Linked DNA regions of Homo sapiens: region 1 is linked to region 2. Evidence: chromatin contacts called from ENCODE POLR2A ChIA-PET data. All regions are on one chromosome and are shown on one strand. Each heading gives the region's core, a stretch centred on a gene start or an enhancer-like site at or near the end of the contact. The rest is flanking DNA. Distances are from core to core; before and after follow the strand shown. Region 1 overlaps SORBS1 (sorbin and SH3 domain containing 1). Region 2 holds the start of EXOC6 (exocyst complex component 6).

Region 1 (2,700 bases), core at 126-2,625, 2.6 Mb before region 2:
GAAACAGAGGGGCACTGAGCCTCTGGCCTGGTACTGATGGTTGTGAACAACACAGCCCTTTCCCCTTCTTTCCTGAGTTTTCACACCACATGGGTATGAAGACAAATCGCTTACCATCTGTCTGGGAGGGAGGCTTTGAATCAGAAAACTCTCAGGATGAAAAGAGGTGCGTGGGTCCCCTTGCTTAGGGCTTCTCAGTCTATGTGCGTCGGATCCTGAGAGTCTTGTTAACTTGCAGGTTCAGCCTCAAGAGGTTTGGGGTGGAGGAGACGAGATTCTACATTTTCAGCAAGCTTGCTAGGCATACCAGTGCCACTGGCCCACCGACCACATTGAGAACTAGAGCTCAGAGGTTCCCAGACTTACGGACACATGAAGCAGTCTAGGGATCACCCTAGGGTTTTTCATTCTAATGCTTTAAAATAACACCACTAGAAAGTGGCCACTGTTACCTGTGTTGCATGTCATCCTATGAAAGAAAGGCTATTTCACACCTCAAAACTGGAGACAACATAGTCTTTTTTTTTTTTTTTTTTTTTTTTTTTGAGACAAGGTCTCACTCTGTTGTTGAGGCTAGAGTGCAGTGGTGCAGTCATGGCTCACTTCATCCTCAACCTCCCAGGCTCAGGTGATTCTCCCACCTCAGCCTCTCGATGCCAGTAGTTGGGACCACAGGCGTGTGCCACCACACCTGGATAATTTTAAAATATTTTTTGTAGAGACGGGGTTTTACCATGTTGCCTAGGCTAGTCCTGATCCCCTGGGCTCAAGGGATCTGCCTGCCTCGGCCTCCCAAAGTGCTGGGATTATAGGCATGAGCCACCGTGCCTGGCCAACGTGGTCTTTTTCATTTATTTATTTATTTATTTTTTGAGGCAGGGTCTTTCTATGTCACCCAGGCTGGAGTTCAGTGGCACGATCTTGGCTCACTGCAACCTCTGCCTCCCAGGTTCAAGTAATTCTCATGCCTCAGCCTCTGGAGTAGCTGGGATTATAGGCGTGTGCCACCACGCCTGGCTAATTTTTGTATTTTTTAGTAGAAATGGGGTTTCGCCATGTTGGCAACATGATCTTTTAAGTGGAATACATTCACTTCTGCCAGCTGGAGCTCAGCAGCCTTCAGTGTAGTGTGTGGGAACCGTAGGTCCCCTTAGTACCAATAGGGCCCTTTGACATAACAGACAAGGAAACTGAGGCCGAGAGGTTTAGTGAATTGGCCATTGTCATCTGAAAGTTGCTGGCAGAGCTGAGGCCAGAGCTGCACTGGGCTTCTGCATGTTCAGCCAGTACGAACCTCATCCATGTGGCAGAGGTGGCCAGGCACCGCTTCCCAGGCTGTGAGCTCCTGAGCTGCTCGCTGTTTACTTCTGGTTCACACTGATTGTAGCAGGAGGGTGGGAACGCAGCCAAGGGGAATGATGACAGTACCCACGGGTTGGCAAATGTTCTATTTTTATCTATGTGGCTGCTTTATATTTAGCGGCTGTGGAAGGTAAAGGTCATTTTTGTACTCTCATCTCATAGCACGTACACATTAGGACTCCACAAAGGAGATGTGGCTTCCCTTCCACATGAGTGCCCAGGATGGTGAGAAACCAATAACCCTTCAATGCCAAGGACCAGCAAGGTCTTGATGACTAGAATTGGAATGAACTCTGGACTAGGAGTCAGGGATCCAGGTTCTAGATCCAGCTGATTTTCAGTGTTATCTTGGGCGATTTGTGCCCCTTATCTGAAGTTTCTCGGCCATTGCTGATTTTTTAAGGATTTTTCTTGTACTCCGGACAAGCCAGATTACTATAGTGACTAAGGCCAGGCTTTCGTTTCCTCCTCTGTACAATGGGAAAGAATAATCGTACCCAACTACTAGAGTTGTTGCAAAGTTTACAAGTGTTATTTGCAAAAGCGCTAAAACAGCGCCTGGCATTTAGCAAGCTCTCAGGAGACGGTCACTGTCATGGTTGTGATTATAATTACATTTCCCTCAAAAGGTACCAAGACTGGGGTCATATAAGGCCTTGCTCACTTGAAGCTGGAGGGTTGGATGGATTCCCTTCTATGATGGAATCATCTTGAGATAAGATGTAAACAGCTAGAAAATTGTGGCAGTCCCCTGAATCCTGGTGTAGATCTGGAAGCGGGGCAGGCTGGGAGACACCACACTGGCATAATGGGAGCCACGCTAATACCCCTGCAGTCAGCTGGCTGCATGCACATTGTACCATCTAAGTCCAGAGGACAGTGAGGACTCAGGGTTGAGATCCTAACGAGTTATGCCAGGGCTTCTTGGTCTTACTATGTGCTGTATAAATCTTACTTACACTGTGTGTTCTTTTATCACAGAACAGCAAAAACGACTCAGTAGCCTTTCAGGTAGGTGAGAAATATTTATTTATGTGTTAATCCCTGTTCCTGTTGAAACCGTCTTCCGGTCACCGCCCGATATTCAATCAGCAATATCTTCCAAGATCCTCTGATGTCTTGGGGAGACTCTTTGTTGCTGGACTACCAAGATGATGAAAATAGGCATAGTTCCTGCCTCCCTGGAGCTTGCAGGGTGGTGGACAGACCAGACCAGTGAGCCACACTAGTAAACATGTCCCATGGAACTGTGATAAGGGCCTTGATGGATAAGAACAGGATGTTCTGGGTTAAAAAGAACCAGGAGTCCAGCTTTAGATGCAGTGTTCATGGCAGGCC
Region 2 (2,727 bases), core at 88-2,587:
ATCTGAATACTCTCCCCTCCCCATTCTACAAATAAGGAAACCGAGATCCAGAGAGGTTAAATAATTTTTTTCCATGACTGCACATTTCATCAGAGGCAGAATTAGGGCAAAACAAGAACCCAGGCCTCCTGACTCTTAAGGGCAAGGTGTATTTACATAACTTGAACTGGCTTCAATTTACACTATATTCACAGGTCCACAAACTGTACAGCGCTCTATTCTAGGAAGTGTATTCTGAAGAATACTAATGATAAAGCATAATCAGTCTCAAGTTCCCTAAGTGAATAATAACTTCATTTATCATTATTATCACTCCAAAAGATGAAACCTTATATGTAAAAGGAACTTATTCTTGAAGACAGTGCCTAACCTAACCCATGGCTCATTACGTTGCCTGGCTAATAATATTCTATTGGAACAGCAGGTACTCAGTTTGGCATGGAATATGCATTACCTAGTACTATTCTTAAAATGAATGGGGAGGAACTCGATTTAAACGGAAAAATTAATGCAATTTTAATGAAATGTTTGTAAATAAGTAAAAGCTGTTCTGCCTCCAAAGCAGCTTAGATCCCGCGAGCGCAGGGTCACCCTAGCGTGTTCCCAAGCAGCAAGCAGCTGCTCTCCTCCAGCCCACGCTCTCTTCTCCAGCCCACGCTCTCTTCTCGCCCACTGCGGCCGCGCGGGGGAGTAGGGGGAAAGCGGGCCGGCGTCTCCCGCTCAATTTCAATTCTCCCACGCCCGCGGCAGCCCGGCGCGCCAGGCTTTCCACCCGCGCGCGACCTGGCACCTCCGTCACGCCGGGTGCCTGCTGTCGACCCTAGCCTGGCATGCCCGCGGCCGAGCAGCCCTCAGCCCCACCACGAGCGAGACGGGGGCAGGCCCCAGAAGTGTCCTCGGGCCCGGGGGCCGCAGCCAGGAGGAGAACGCGGGGCCGCAGCGCGGGGCCCGGGGTTAGAGACCCTGCAGCAGCCACACCCACCGGCTGCGGGGTGACAGCTACAGCGGTGGAGGCAGGCCGCGCCGACAGGTGCAGCCGCCTTCTCGGTCCCGCCCGGGTACCGGCTAGAGTTCCGCCACCCGCGAGCGCCCCCGCCCGCCCCCGCGCGCACCACCTGTCGGGGAGCTTCGCGCGCGGCCGGCGGCGGACGCCCCGCCCGGCTCGTGAGGAGCGGCCGGCGTGGGGCGGGGGGCCGAAGTCCCGGTGGGATGAGATCTTTACCGGAGGGTGGGCCCCACACAGGCGGTGTCGGTGCTCTCGATCTCCTGCAAGATCCGCTCGTGCTCGGGGACGGTGCCCAGACTCTCGCTGTTCTCCGCCATTTTGGCTGGAAGCTGAGGAGCCAGCGAGGCGCGGCGCCGCGGGAACGACGGGGGCGAGCTCCAAGTGGCGCGAGCGCGAAGGGGCGGGGCGGGGGCGGGGCGCTCGGGCCGGCGGCGCGGGGGCGCGCGGAACGCCGGGCAGAAGGCGCGCGACCCGGTTCCCGCCCCCGCACCTGCAGGAGTGAGCGGGGGCTGTGAGCTGGGGCTACGGGCGGCGGCCGGGTACCCAGCTGGCCTCCTGCCCTCTCTCGCGACTAGTCCCTCCTGGGCGTCTTGTGCCTGGCCTTTGGGCTTTAACATATCTCCTTGTCTTCTGTGTGTGCCACACCCTGTGCCACACGCGGGGGTACCGTAGTAATCAGCAAGGTGGACACTCAGATCATCACCCTGAATCTGTAATAAGAGCCACGGGGACATTTAACAAGGGCCTGATGTACTCTGGGTCGTGGGGAGTCAGAGAAAGGAAAACATGCACTCACGAAAAGCAAAATTGCATGTGATAGTAAGATTTATTTTAGGAACGAATAAAGATCCCAGTTGACCATGAAGACCGCTCCAGGTGGATTCATGTCCCCGCCTGCAAGAAGTCCACAGCGGCCAGTCAACTTGGAAATAAATTATAAGCGACATAAAAAATTAAATGATGAGAAGTTAAGACACTTGATGGCAGAGATACCAAAAAAAAAAAAAAAAAAAAAGGCCCAGGGCGATGTGTAATTCATACCAAAGTCCGTGAACTCAGGTGCCCCCAGGTCAGAGTAGCTGGGTTGAGAAGGGGTGAGAGCTCTTGAAAGGGGGTTAGCAGCAGGGAGGTGGGAGAGAGAGGCAGGGAGGCTTGGACAAAGGTATCAGTGTAGAAAAAAGTCGTGCTTAATGACATGTTTGTGGGACACTGAGTAAACCAGTTTGTCATGATCAAAGCAGGGAGGAAGGAAGACTAAACAGGAACAGAATGGAAACCTAGCCTGAGGAACAACTACTTTCTGCTCTACATTAATCCAGGGCTTTGAAAAGCTTCCCTTTGAGTCAACCAAGCTCTTTATCCAGCTGTGTAACTCACTCACCCTTAGTGAGCTTTTACTTGAAACCTACCTCCAGCCTCCTCCCCACAAACATCCTGGGAGGTGGTATTGTGCAATAGTTAGAGCATGAGCTCTGAAGACCAGTGTCCGAAGACATTAATTCTTGGATTAATATCACTTGACAGCTGTGTGACATTGGGCAAGAACCTAGTTCTTTTATATGTCAGTTAAATGACTGTAAATGACAATGGCAGTGTCTGCCTCATATTGCTGTCCCATGGTGTATGAGTTTTCCATTGTTGCTTTAACAAATCACCACAAATTGAGTAGCTTAAAATGACTCAGACATATTATCTTACAGTTCTGTACGTTAGAAGTCTGT

Evidence for each region. ChIA-PET counts read pairs that join two places held with the same protein, here RNA polymerase II (POLR2A).
Region 1: POLR2A ChIA-PET joins it to region 2 with 11 read pairs in K562. The contact joins the enhancer-like site here to the promoter of EXOC6 in region 2. POLR2A ChIA-PET finds 5 or more read pairs at or near these places in 2 of 52 experiments (K562 and OCI-LY7).

Annotation. Positions count from the first base shown.
Region 1 is chr10:95,405,791-95,408,490 of GRCh38, reverse strand. It overlaps SORBS1 (sorbin and SH3 domain containing 1), which reads left to right. Exons shown (of 33, transcript NM_001034954.3): 11 at 2,344-2,373. Among named protein-coding and RNA genes, the nearest start is that of PDLIM1, 120 kb to the right of the region's middle. Within about 2 kb of position 1,375, at least 20 of the 41 ENCODE cell types and tissues checked have a DNase peak (open chromatin) inside an H3K27ac peak, as active enhancers do.
Region 2 is chr10:92,847,130-92,849,856 of GRCh38, reverse strand. EXOC6 (exocyst complex component 6) reads right to left here and starts at 1,337. Exons shown (of 22, transcript NM_019053.6): 1 at 1,223-1,337. The coding sequence starts at 1,323. RefSeq lists silencers at 891-1,230, 1,371-1,520.